Linked DNA regions of Homo sapiens: region 2 is linked to region 1. Evidence: chromatin loops called from intact Hi-C (ENCODE). Cell type or tissue: PC-9. All regions are shown on one strand. Links, peaks and the distances in the headings refer to the core of each region. The heading gives the core; the rest is flanking DNA.

Region 1 (7,846 bases), core at 1,625-6,624:
TTATAAATACCACATTTTTCCCTTAAACTCATCCAATTTCCTACATCAGAGGAATTGCATTTTCAGCATGGCTGTTCATAAAAATTTTAATCTATCATTTTTCCCTTTTTTGAACTGTTACGCATATTCAGGGCAGAGATAAAATAGGGTCAGGTTAGTTGAAAATGGCTGTTTGGATAGGATACGATTAGCTACACGGTTTTGAATTTCTTCTAATTGCAGCATGGCTTTTTTTATTTTTGCTGCGGATCTCCTATTTACAATGGACTCCATTATGAGATTCTTCTTCTTTGTTGGTGTATTAAATAAACATATTACCTTATTTTAAGTTTCGATAAAATACTGTGGAAGACTTTGCCAAATTTTATATGATTGTGACAAGTTTTTTGGGGTAGGTGCACTTTTTTGTTTGTTTCTTTAATTTTTAAAAGGCTGCAAACACAGCTCATGAAGGCTGGTTTCTTTTATCTCTGAGGTATGGGCCTGGGATTAAGTGAGTCATGCCTAGGAAATAGAAGCAACTGATCCAAGGATATAACATTGAAAGTAGTTGAATTCTATTTTGAGATGGGTCTGATAACCACAATGTAATTCTCTTTCTATTTGAGGAAAATATAAATTTTAGTATTTCAGAGCATCAGATTTTTTGTTAATTCACAACACTTTCCCTCTAGAAATTCAGCACCTGCATCGCCCTTCTTAGTAAGTTTGGTTTTATTTGGGGGCAGCTATGATTAAGCAGATAACATTGGGTATATTGAAATAAAGGAACAATTCCTAACATTTTAGGAATACTACAACAGCTATTTCCTTTCCTTTCAGGTGATGATTTTCATACTTGTGTTGTGTTCTTTCTACAGAACAAAGACTAAATAATGACATAATCCTCAGCTGACTGACTGAAAATGTGACTGGACGCATTCCCTGTGGACAGTTGACAGCTTTTTTTTTTTCCATATACCTGATAGTCTGTGTACAGCATTGTTTTGTCTGGGAAGCAGGGATTGCTGACATGTATTTTTGAATCCATACATTAATGCTAAAACGAATATAGTAGTTGTTCCTTAGAGCAATATGTTGTTACGTGTAGCAGAAATAAAGTTTTCTTTGCTTAACTAAATCATGACTTATTTATGTGAAAGACAAGAACGGAAAAATTTAATAGACAGTCTTTAGAATTTGACTAAATGACATATGTCATTGATTTTGAGATGCACATCTTTCACATTTTAACACCCCTGAAAGTAGAAGCATCTCAATATCAGTTGTATGGCATAGTGTAATCGACAACCTTATTTTCTTTCTTAATAAAACATGAAAAGGTGCTTTTTTCAATCAATTGCATCTTAGAGTCAATAAAATATGGTAATTGCTACTCAATCTATATATGCAGCTTAACTGTTTACACTTAATCTAAGGACAAAAGACAAAATCATTGGAAATATTTTGTACTGTATTTTTTTTAGTTATACCAAAATGTGTTGGTAATTTTGTGAAGCTCTAAGATTATAAGCCAACAGTGATAAAAAAATTAAAACTTTCTGATAATAAATTTAAATAAATGTCAGTGGCTTTGGGGGGATGGACATTTTTATCTTTATAGAAATAATGGCCACTCCAAAAATATGACATGTAAGGAATTTTCAAAACAGACTACAATAGGAGGTATAGTTATTTTGAAATTAAAGATTAAAATTAGGGCCAGGGGTGGTTGCTCACCACACTTATAATCCTGGCACTTTAGGAGGCCAAGGTGGGAGGATCACTTGAGCCCTAGAGTTCAAGAGGAGACCAGCCTGGGCAACATAGAGGACCCGGTCTCCACAAAACATTATGAAATTAGCCAGGCGTGGTGGTGTGTGCCTGCAGTCCCAGCTACTCAGAAAGCTGAAGCGGAAGGATTGCTTGAGCCTAGGAGACCGAGGCTACCGTGAGCCACAATAGTGCTGCTGCAGCCTGGACAACAGAGCAAGACCCTGTCTCAAAAATAAAAACTAAAACTAAATAAAGATTAAAAATTAGGGATCTATTCTGCTTGTATTTTGAAAACTTTAACAAAAAAAAATTATTAGCTATGACATTGAATTGATATGTATAAAAAAGGTATATCTAAATCAAGCATTTGGCACTTTTTATAAAAAGGTATTATAAATGACATGCATTTGTTAAAACGTAATTATCTCCTCATTATACTTCTCACATTCTGACTCAAACGATGAAAGATTAAATTCAGCAATCTTAATAACTGAGTATCTTATACTTGGACATCTCCATTGGAAAACTAAAATCTTTTCTTTTAAAAGTCAGTGATTTTAGCAAATTTAGAAAAGAAAATTTAGTTGTGCCTTCACAGGCAAAACTGCTGACAAGAATTGGGCCAGGTATCTTTCTGTGAGGCAGAGGATGTATTTTAAAGAGAAAGCAAAGCTGGGTGCAGTGGCGCGACTGTAGTCCCAGCTACTCAGGAGGCTGAGGCGGTAGGAGTGCCAGAGCCCAGGAGTTCGAGGCTGCAGAGTGCTGTTATTGTACCTGTGAATAGCCACTGTCCTCTGTTTCTTTGTTTTTAATTTTTTAAAAGAACAAAGCAATGAAAAACCTAAACAAGGGAAGTTGTGGATTAATTACCAAAAAATAGGTGTGGTTATCCCAAACTCATTTACTGTACACATAGTTCAGTTTTCACAGATTGGAATTAAATTGTTCCTTACAAGTTATTGGGCTCTGCCATGTAACTAATGCTTGAATTATCTCAAAAATATTTCTGCCAGGTGGTTAATCTAAACAGTGTAAAAGTAACAGTTATAGAAAGGAGCTCTCTACCTCCTACCTGAGTCCATTGCATCTTTGGTTAATCTTCACAATTGAGATAAGATCCTATTTCCTACAGTTTTCCCCTATTAGAGTATTTCACTGGGCTTTCTAGGAGAGCTTGAATCTGTCACATGGTAGCTATCATATACCTGGCCAGCCCTCCACATTCTCTGTTCAGATTAAATGATCCCGGTTTCTCCCTTCTACCAGTCAGGCAGCCGGTCCCAGCAAACAGTTGTGGTAAGAGTAAAGTGCCTTATCTAGATGTATTTCTTTGAATCCTAGTATAAATTCTAAAGAGATCATATGATACCTCTCTACCTACAAAACACTTTGCTTTTTCAGTACAACCTGTTGTTTTGTTTTCTTTCCCAATTGCATGTCTCAGTAAACAATGCTTACTTCAGCTTCAGAGTGCATTTCATCTTAATCCTCTCAGTTATTTAGCCTTGGTCCTGTCTTCCTATCTTTTGCAGTTGATCCCTAAAGCTGTATTTTAAAAGCCAGAATTTTAGATTTTTCTTAGAATGAGGAAATTCTAGAACCTAAAAAATTGCATTTATTAATCTAGTTGTTTATGTCTTCACCTTAATGTTTACTTCTCAGATGCACTTTGAGTATAAGAACATAATATATAAATACTTGGATGCCCAGCAAATGTTAGTTATTAAAACTGCCAACACAGTGAAGTTTTATTAGTATATATTTCTTTAAAAATTTTTTTAAATAATAAGCAATACATCTCAATAAACCTCTCAACTATGTGGTTAAAATAAGAAATAACATTTAAAATAAGCCTGATTAAAGCCTTCTTGTAAATTCATTAACTGAGGTCTTGTATGGTAGATTACTGAAAGCAACTGTCAAATTTGCTGCTTCTAAAGCAACATGTTCCAAACTATGTTCCTTGAAATACTAGAAAGAATTTTTCAAAGTTAAATACATTTAGAAAATGTTCAGTACTTTTAGTTTCACAGGTTTCATCTACTGTAGATAAAAAGGTAGTGAAAAATAGCCAGGAAATTATTACTCTAAAATTTTAGCTTTCTCTGAATTTTGTTCTCTCTTAATTGGGATCCTATTCAGTATGAATGAATCCATGGAAAGTAGAAATAAGGGACTTTACCACTAGGTGGTGATAAACATTGGTGATAAAGTGCAGCATTCCAATCTTAATTTAAGGCACTGAGATGGAAATGATGGTGTTTGAAATGCCTAAAACTGCGGTTCTTTTTTGTTTGTTTGTTTGTTTGTTTGTTTGAGACAGAGTTTCACTCTTGTTGCCCAGGCTGGAGTACAATGGTGCGATCTCAGCTCACCGCAACCTCCACCTCCCGGGTTCAAGCGATTCTGCTGCCTCAGCCTTCTGAGCAGCTGGGATTACAGGCACGTGCCACCACACCCAGCTGATTTTGTATTTTTAGTAGAGACAGTTTCTCCATGTTGGTCAGGCTGGTCTCAAACTCCTGACCTCAGGTGACCTGCCCACCTCGGCCTCCCAAAGTGCTGGGATTACAGGCGTGAACCACTGCACCCAGCCAAAACTGTGGTTCTTTAACTTTGGTGTCCACAAGAATCACCATGAGTGTTTGTTTAAAATGTAGGTATACTGGTTCTGCAGGTTTGGGGTGAGTTTTTGAACAAGCTGTGGTTATGATGGGGTGGTCAGTGGCATTCACTTTGGAATATACTGGCCCAAAGAGATTTCATATGTTGGACCTTAGGTTGGACTGTTGTAAAAGTAAGGCATCGAGAAGTTGTTTCCTAGTCTTTTTACCTTGGGCATTTTTTAGAATTAAGCATCTGGTTTTTCCTCAGTTAATATCAGTAAATATGAATTGCATTAAGAAATTGAAGAACACAGTCTCACAAATAACAAATAATAGGCCATCTTTTTTTACTTTAGTGAATATTTTTTGATGTTTGTAAAGGATAGTAATTGTTTATGCCATTCAAAGCTTTTACCTAATATTTTTATTTACATTTATTTTTAAGTGAATTGTCTAAGTAAATTACCAAAGATTGGGGTTCTGAAGAAGTACGTAGGTAAATGTTATTTGTTTTAAATGACAAAGGAGTATGAAGGAGATGTAATTATCATTGTCAAAAAAACTGAAATAGAATAATCAAAAGGGTACAGAAATACCTCTGTGTGTATGTGAGTGTTCTTATAATCGTAAGATGAATCTTCTTGTAAAACGAATGCTTTTTTGATGTACCCAAAAACCTTTTGATTTATAGGTACATTGTAACTTTCAATAGCTTTAATAAATACTAAAGCTAAAAATCAGTGAGGGCAAGAACAAGTGAAATCTATTGCCTTTTCACCTAGAGGTATGCCACACACAGGCTTTGTTCCATATGTGGATGGTAAGCGCTATTAAAAATCAGGGCAGTTATTTTTACATATGATTTCAGTAAAGAGAAAACAAAAATGGTCATCCTTATTAGACAAGAAGTTCCATTTTAATACTTGAATTCTAATAAATGGATTGCATTATTTCCTTTTCTAGAAACAGTAGCTCAAGAACACATGGATCCTGGGAACTGAAGGTATGGTATTGATAGGAGATCAGACAGAAATATTCAGTTAAAATATCAAGTTGTAGTTCATTCATTACAATGGCCATGCTTTGACTTTATTTAAGGTAGAAAAGTCTTGTCCTTAGTAGAAAATGCAGCTCCCACTATACTTTGAGAAAGTTACGAGGCCCTGTGAAAATTTATCTGAGTAATTATCAGAGAAAAAGGGAGTTCTGTGACTGTCATATATGAATTGAAGACAGTATCTGGATGTCAAGGTCCATGTGAGCTAGCTAACCTAGGCTATACCACCGTGGGACTCTTAGAAACTGCCTGTCTGACCAAAATGCTGCAGAAGTGGCAGAAGGAAGGCATCGGAAGACCATTTTTAAACAGTTGTTTGTATATGAGGTACAAAACTCAAGAACTGTGTGAAAAGGCAAGTACCAGTACTGTTTTCTACAGAAACTGGGGGAAATACTGAGCACAGAAGAATAACCAAAGTGCTTCCCACCAATAACTTCTGTGAAACTACGTTCTCTGAATTCTTCTCCAAATTCTTTTCTGATTTTGTAAGTAATGATGTTACAACTAATTTTTTTGCTCATATATTATTAATATTTTCTAGCATTAACAAGACATAGGTAACAGCATTCATTAGCTCAGAGTTTTTAAGGGTTTTGTTTGCTTGCTTGCTCTGTTTTTTTTTGTTGTTTTTTTATGCCAGAAAAAAAATTAAAGTCATCTACTTTAAAGTTATATACTAATTTACTAGAAGTTCTGATATATAAAAATATGTAATTTCATTTTTTTCTCTCTTTGTCAACAAAGCCTATCTGGGCCGGGCGCAGTGGCTGACGCCTGTAATCTCAGCACTGTGGGAGGCTGAGGTGGGCGGATCACTTGAGGTCAGGAGTTTGAGACCAGCCTGGCCAACCTGGTAAATCCCTGTCTCTACTACAAAAAAATTACCCAGGCATGGTGGCAGTCACCTGTAATCCCAGCTACTAAGGAGGCTGAGGCGAGATAATCTCTTGGAGTAATCCCAGCTATGAAGGAGGCTGACGCGGAGGTTGCAGTGAGCCAAGATTTCGCCACTGCACTCCAGCCTGGGCGACAGAGCAAGACTCCATCTCAAAAATAAATTTAAAATAAAACAAAGCCTATCCACTGTGTTGGGTTTTGGCCCTAGGAGATAATTTTTACATTCTTATATCATTGCCCCACTGGCACAAAACTCTTCCTCCCTCTTCTATATTAGTACATTCGTAACTTAATACAAGTGCCAGCGTGACCATTTTGAAGAGGATAGAGAAGAAGATTTTAATCTGTTACTTAAAGGACTGACTTTAGAAACAATCTACAATAGTTGCTGAGAGCACTGGACAGGGGAGCTGCTTTGGCAATATCAAGATTGAGCCAACAGTGGCAAAAAAAGAGTGTACTAGGAAAGATAGCACCTACCTTTGGTTTATCATCACCAACTCCTACCAGGATTCATCTACCATTAGGTACCATCTTGGCTTGTTTATTTCACCAGAAATTCCTAACAGGACTCATCTCCTACTACTTTTAGCCTAAATCTGGGAATCATAGGCAATAGGGAGTCTATACCAGGTACTGTAATGTTGTCCCTACAGTCTTATTTTACTATGATAACTCAAAGGAGGTATTTCACACACAAAAAGAAATCAGAAGTAAATCTCCCTTACATCATCCTTAAAGATTAGCAATGTGCCTGGAATATCCAGCTTCTACTTAATAGCTTTTAGCTATTTGTAGCAGGAATTTATCATGTCTTCTAGATCTTGTTGATATTATTAGCCTTTAGTTCCCCAAAAATGAGTTTCATATGTGGTACCCACATGGCCTTTTTGGGTCTGTTTTCTCATCTAGAAAATAAGAAAGATAATAATTATTAGTGTAAATACAAGCCTCTGCAAACCCTCGTCTCTCAGGATTCTACAGAAACATCCTGGAAAACATTAAGTAGGAAGAAAATTTATATCAATCATAGAAACTTAGGTTAAGGTTAGTGGAAACTAGAAAGAATTTCTACTAAATAGAAATTCAGTAGAATCCCAGTAAGGGGTAGGATTTTAAAAAATGGCTGACTCCAATTCTGCATTGGAACATGCTGTTAATAAAACAAGATGACAGCCCAGTGTGATGGCTCACGCCTGTAATCCCAGCACTTTGGGAGGCCGAGGTGGGCAGATCACGAGGTCAGGAGATCGAGACCATCCTGGTTAACATGGTGAAACCCCTTCTGTACTAAAAATACAAAAAATTAGGCAGGTGTGGTGGCGGGCGCCTGTAGTCCCAGCTACTTGGGAGGCTGAGGCAGGAGAAAGGTGTAAACCCGGGAGGCGGAACTTGCAGTGAGCCGAGATCACGCCACTGCACTCCAGCCTGAGCGACAGAGCGAGACTCCGTCTCAAACAAACAAAAACAAATAAAACAAGATGACACCTTAGCCTCCCATCTTCTGACACTCCTTATTAACTTATGT
Region 2 (5,000 bases), core at 1-5,000, 170 kb after region 1:
TTCTCATGCTTATGATAAAAATCAAAATGCCAATGTCTTAGTCCACTTGTGCTTCTATAACAGAATACCCAAGACTGGGTAAGTTATAAAGAACATAAATTTCTTTCTCACAGTTCCGAAGGCTGGGAAATCAAGGCACCAGCAGGTTAGGGCCCTGTCTCTCTGCTCCCAAGAGGCACTTCAAATGCTGCATCCTCTGGAGAGGAGGAACCTCATGTCGTCATATGGCAGGAAAGCAGAAGAGAGAGAACCCACTCCCACAAGCTGTATCAGTCAATTCTCATGCTGCTAATAAAGACATACCCAAGAGCACCTAATTTATAAAGGAAAGAGGTTTAATTGACTCACGGTTCTGCATGGCTGGGGAGGCCTTAGGAAACTTATAATCATGGCAGAAGGGGAAGCAAACACTTCCTTCTTCACATGTCAGCAGCGAGGAGAAATGCCAAACAAAAGAGGAGAAAGCCCCTTACAAAACCATCAGGTCTGACCTCTCATGAGGACAGGATGAGGGTAACCGCCCCCAAGATCAAATTACTTCTCATCTGGTTCCTCCCATGACATATGGGGATTATGGGAACTACAATTCAGGATGAGATGTGGGTGGGAACACAACCAAACCATATCACAAGCTGTTTATATAGTGGCACTAACCTAGTCACAAGGGCTCCACCCTCATGACCTAAACACCTCCCATTAGGCCTCACTTCCCAATACTGTTGCGTTGGGGTTAGGTTTCTAACACATGAATTTTGGTGCACATATTCAGACCATAGCAACTGTCATGGCCTACAAGGTCCTGCAGGGACTGGTCTCTGCATTTCTTTGACCACCATATCGCCATATCTCTGACTCTAGTCATATTGGCTACCACTCATCTGTTGATCATGTCACGCCAGACACCCTGGTACTTAGTAAACCGCTCATTCTTTGGACCTCAGCTCTAACTCCCAGATCCATTAGTTCACCTCAGTCACTGTCTTCATAATGCCCATATATCTCCATCTTTTTTTGTTTATCTGATTCAGTGTCTCACCCTCTGGACTGAAGTTCAGGTCTCACTTTTTTGTGGCCTAAAAATTGATTTCTGTTTCCTGCTAGCAGCTTTCCTTCCCAGCCTGTGCTAACAAGCCTACACAAGTGTTCTGGTGTTCTGTACTTCCTCCAAGAAGATATTAGCATTAAGATGGGGGCTAGAATGTGACCTTCTTCTTGTAAGAGGATAAAGTTCACTTTAATTGTCTATCTTTTGGGAAATATCATTTTTTAAGCTTTTAATGTTATACCATAGTGCTTACCTTTTAACATTTTTTAGCATAGCTGTGTTGGAGACAAGGCCAATTTAAGAGCTTCTCTCTGACACAAGCTTTAACCTTAATACTAACAATGCAAACCTTCCTTACATGAATCCAAGTAAAAAAATTGAAGTGGCTGTTGGCTGTGCATAAGTGAAGGAACTCCATTTACCCCTGCTCTAAGATAACCTGTCAATCTGTAGATGTTTGCGAGCATGTTGGTTGTTGAGAGTCACATGTAGGCATGCTGTAGTTTTGAGGTACAAATAAATGTGGATATATGTATTCCTGGATCCTTCACAAATGCTGGATCACAGGATGCACACAATGTGTTAACTCTTTTGTAACTGACTACTTTGTGTTGGATTAACCGTCACATACATGACATAGCTAAACTAAACTGAAGACAAACATGGACCGAGCTCTTATTCTAGTCCATTGGGTAGGAGAGATTACGTTTCCGGAGGAGAATCTGGCGTCTTTAGCATCAGGGTCTCAAATATAGCGTTATAATCTGCTTTAAAACAAAGAAAATGCAAGAGGAGAGAATATGACTTTAGTACATGATTTCTTCCCATTTTGCTTGTTAACAGTCCTTTTTTTTTTTTTTTTTACACACTGACACTTTCATCTTCCGCCTTAAAATCTAGAGGAAGAAGTATTTCCTAATGTGTCAGAGTTCCTCCTCTCACTAACACAAATTAATATTTCATCCTAAAGATAATGATTTTAATTTGACTTTTAATTACTTATATGAGGCTTGTTTGTTTTGCTTTTAGGTGGTTTGGACACCCTCAATATTGCCTGCTCTTTTCTAGTCAAACCTGATTCATGAAATGGAATGAAGCTGAAAAATCATCTACTTCTTTGTTTGTGGATTTGAGAGAAGATTGGGATGGTCTTAAGTGCATAAAACGAGACTCTAACTGCAGCGATGAGTTCAGATGAGAAGGGCATTTCCCCTGCTCATAAAACATCCACTCCAACCCATAGAAGTGCCTCCTCTTCAACATCCTCCCAAAGGGACAGTAGGCAGGTAAGAGAAGAGCATTAAGTGCCTTTGGTTGTTTTATGCAAATGCAATACCACTGAGATAGGATGGGGTTGCTAATTAATTCTGAAATTTTGTTGTAAAGTCTTTTATTCCAAGTGAAAAATCGTCATTTTCTGTAGGTACGTTCATTGATGTCATGAAGCTCCCACTCTTGCTTCTCTGTGATTTAGGACTCTTTTTTAGAAGGCAGACACAGAAGGCTGGTAGGGTGGCTATGAGAAGCCCTGCCGTCTTTTCCTCCCTGCACCTGGAGGGGGAGCCAGCATCAAGAACTTGAACACTCTTCTCTTCGTTCATGGAGGTGGAAAGGGAACTGTGAACCCTGCAAAGGACGTCTTCCTATAAGGCTGTCACTGGGCTGCCAAGCCCTAACTCTGTTTGGTATTTTGTGGAATCTGGTAACAGCTAGATTCAGGAATTAGGTTACAGATAAAATTGTAATACCAGGAATTAAGAGCTGTGAGAACCCAAACAATGTTTACAGGCAACAGAGAAAGTAAATGGTTATTACTTAATCATGGTAGAAAACGCCCATGGTCCCATTTGAGCCAGTTTTGCAAGTTATTTTTGTTATGTCATTACTGTTGAAGTGGCGATTCTGCTGGCAGGGTTATGTGAGCCTTCATCGTATGAATGTTCTTCACTGTCAGAACAGGTTGTTATTTCAGCCAGCACAGGTCTGAGCATGATTATTTTCCATCATAATTTGTCTTGTGATAGTATCTTGGTTGTGTAACTGGAAATTCCCAATAAGTAGGTGTTATTACCTTTTTATAAAAGTTTTCCGTTTTGGCAACTTTCAATTAGTGAGCATCATGCAGGTTCTCCTTCACCCCCTCCACCCCTCACCCCCTGTTTTATGTTTTCAGAGCATATTACCTAGATTCTAGGAGTGTGAGCATCAGTTATTTGATTGGCCATCATATAGACATGGGTCTTGAGACAGCCACTTCCAAAAATGAATTCATTTTCGATAGTGCAAGTACACTGCTGGGGATGCTTTTTAGGAAACCCTCCCAACACTCTCTCTCCCTTTTTAGCAAGAAATTCCAGGAGAATCTGTAAGAATCCAGGGGTGCTAATGTATATATCTTTCACAGATCCTAAGGCAGGTGTTTCTACTCCAGGGTCTTGGGGAACTTTTGATACTGGTGTCTTTTGTTATTGAGTTCAAAGACGACACCTATATTCGGTTCTTTAGAAGTAGTCATGCCATTAAATCTGTGATTACACACAGTTATAATATTTATTGTATTGCACTTACAGAGTCAAAGAAAGTAAGAGTACCAGGAATGGAAGCACTTTTATATTAAATAACTACTATATTCTGAGATGCTTTCTAAGTTTGCAAATTTAGTCTACCTTTGCCTGCCCTGCTGTTCTTTCTTGTTATGGCTCTTCCATTTTTCCCTTCCCTGGGCATTTAAACAGAGAGAGAGTCATTGTAAGCAGCATGACCTTCCTGACTGCTGGGAAGAAGGAAGCAGTTGACCCGGCTCACCCTGGAGAATTGTGGCAAATGGTAAAGACGGATGACTCCTGTAGAAACATCTATCATGCGTTGTTATTCTGCCTGTTGCACCCGAGCTCCAGGACGGGCACGCAAAGCAATAGGGAAACACTGAGACCCTGGTGTGCCGGAGGGAGCATGAAGGTGGAATGTGTGACTCCTCACTGGCTTGTGAATGAAAAGTTTTATGATGGGAATGAAAGGAGCATGTCTGTACATGGATAATGAGTTCTAGAAAAGTAAGAGACGCTTTTCAAAGGGTTATTATTCTTTAAGGAGAGAGTTTATTTTTACTCCTATTTATCTCAGCAGGTGGAAACGCTCCCAAAAACTTTCTTCCCTGGTTCCTTCCTGACTCCTGTTTTGTGTCTGTCTACCTCCCTAAGGGGAGAGAAGAATAGAAGAGATCAATTACAGTTCTGTTTTTCCTTCCTTATCTCAATCACTGCCTAAACCTCAGAATTAACTTAGGGAACTCAGATATTTTGACTGATCATGTGATGTGATGTAGTGTTTTTTATATGCATCTATTTTTGTGTGATAACTGTTTTCATAGTGAAGGGACATAGAGAAAGTGTGATAAATTTGGCTTCATTGAATCCTTTCCATTCTCCTGATTTGACTGACATCTATGCAGATGGTGCCAAATTGCAAACTCCAGCCCCATTTCTCTCCTAAATTAGGATCTAGCACATAGCTGAGAATACAGTGGTATCTTAATGCACATTATTTGCCTTTCCTTCTCAAGTTCTAATCGTAGGTAACTAATGAATGATTGAGCATTTCTACTTAAATGCACTGCCGCTTGAGTGGTACCACTGTGTCTTAAATCAATATGTATAAACCAATTTGCTATCAGGATAACCATTCTCTTAGAGATCCAGGGTCAATGTCTGTCTTTCTCCTTTGCTTCTCCCACATTCAATAGGTTAACAAGTCCTATTGATCATTTCCTCCTTCATAATATTATAATTTCCTTCTATTCCCACTGTCAGCTCCCTCTCACAGCTCTCATCACCTCTACCCAGGATCCTGCAGAGTGCGCTTGCCTCACTATCTCACTTATGGCCTCACCATTTCAAATGTCCTGAGTAGGGCAGATTCATGCTCAAAATCCATCAGACTCATTGTTACCTACACA

What was found. Hi-C counts contacts between places; a loop is a spot of excess contacts. Peaks named below come from ENCODE experiments on the same cell type or tissue, not always from the same donor. Only the 100,000 strongest peaks of a DNase experiment are listed, where the experiment ranks them.
Region 2: a loop joins it to region 1, with 2.1 times the contacts of the local background. A loop is called at or near these places in 3 of 110 quality-filtered maps.

What each region holds. Positions count from the first base shown.
Region 1 is chr2:178,128,537-178,136,382 of GRCh38, forward strand. RBM45 (RNA binding motif protein 45) reads left to right here. Exons shown (of 10, transcript NM_152945.4): 10 at 861-1,120. Among named protein-coding and RNA genes, the nearest start is that of RBM45, 20 kb to the left of the region's middle. In PC-9, for the core only: CTCF peaks have their summits at 3,944 (motif pointing right) and 4,143; DNase peaks (open chromatin) are centred at 3,945 and 4,425; H3K27ac peaks cover 296 bases.
Region 2 is chr2:178,303,956-178,308,955 of GRCh38, forward strand. It overlaps OSBPL6 (oxysterol binding protein like 6), which reads left to right. Exons shown (of 25, transcript NM_032523.4): 3 at 2,075-2,331. The coding sequence starts at 2,230. Among named protein-coding and RNA genes, the nearest start is that of CHROMR, 110 kb to the right of the region's middle. In PC-9, for the core only: CTCF peaks have their summits at 2,596 (motif pointing right) and 2,799; no DNase peak of the experiment used is centred there.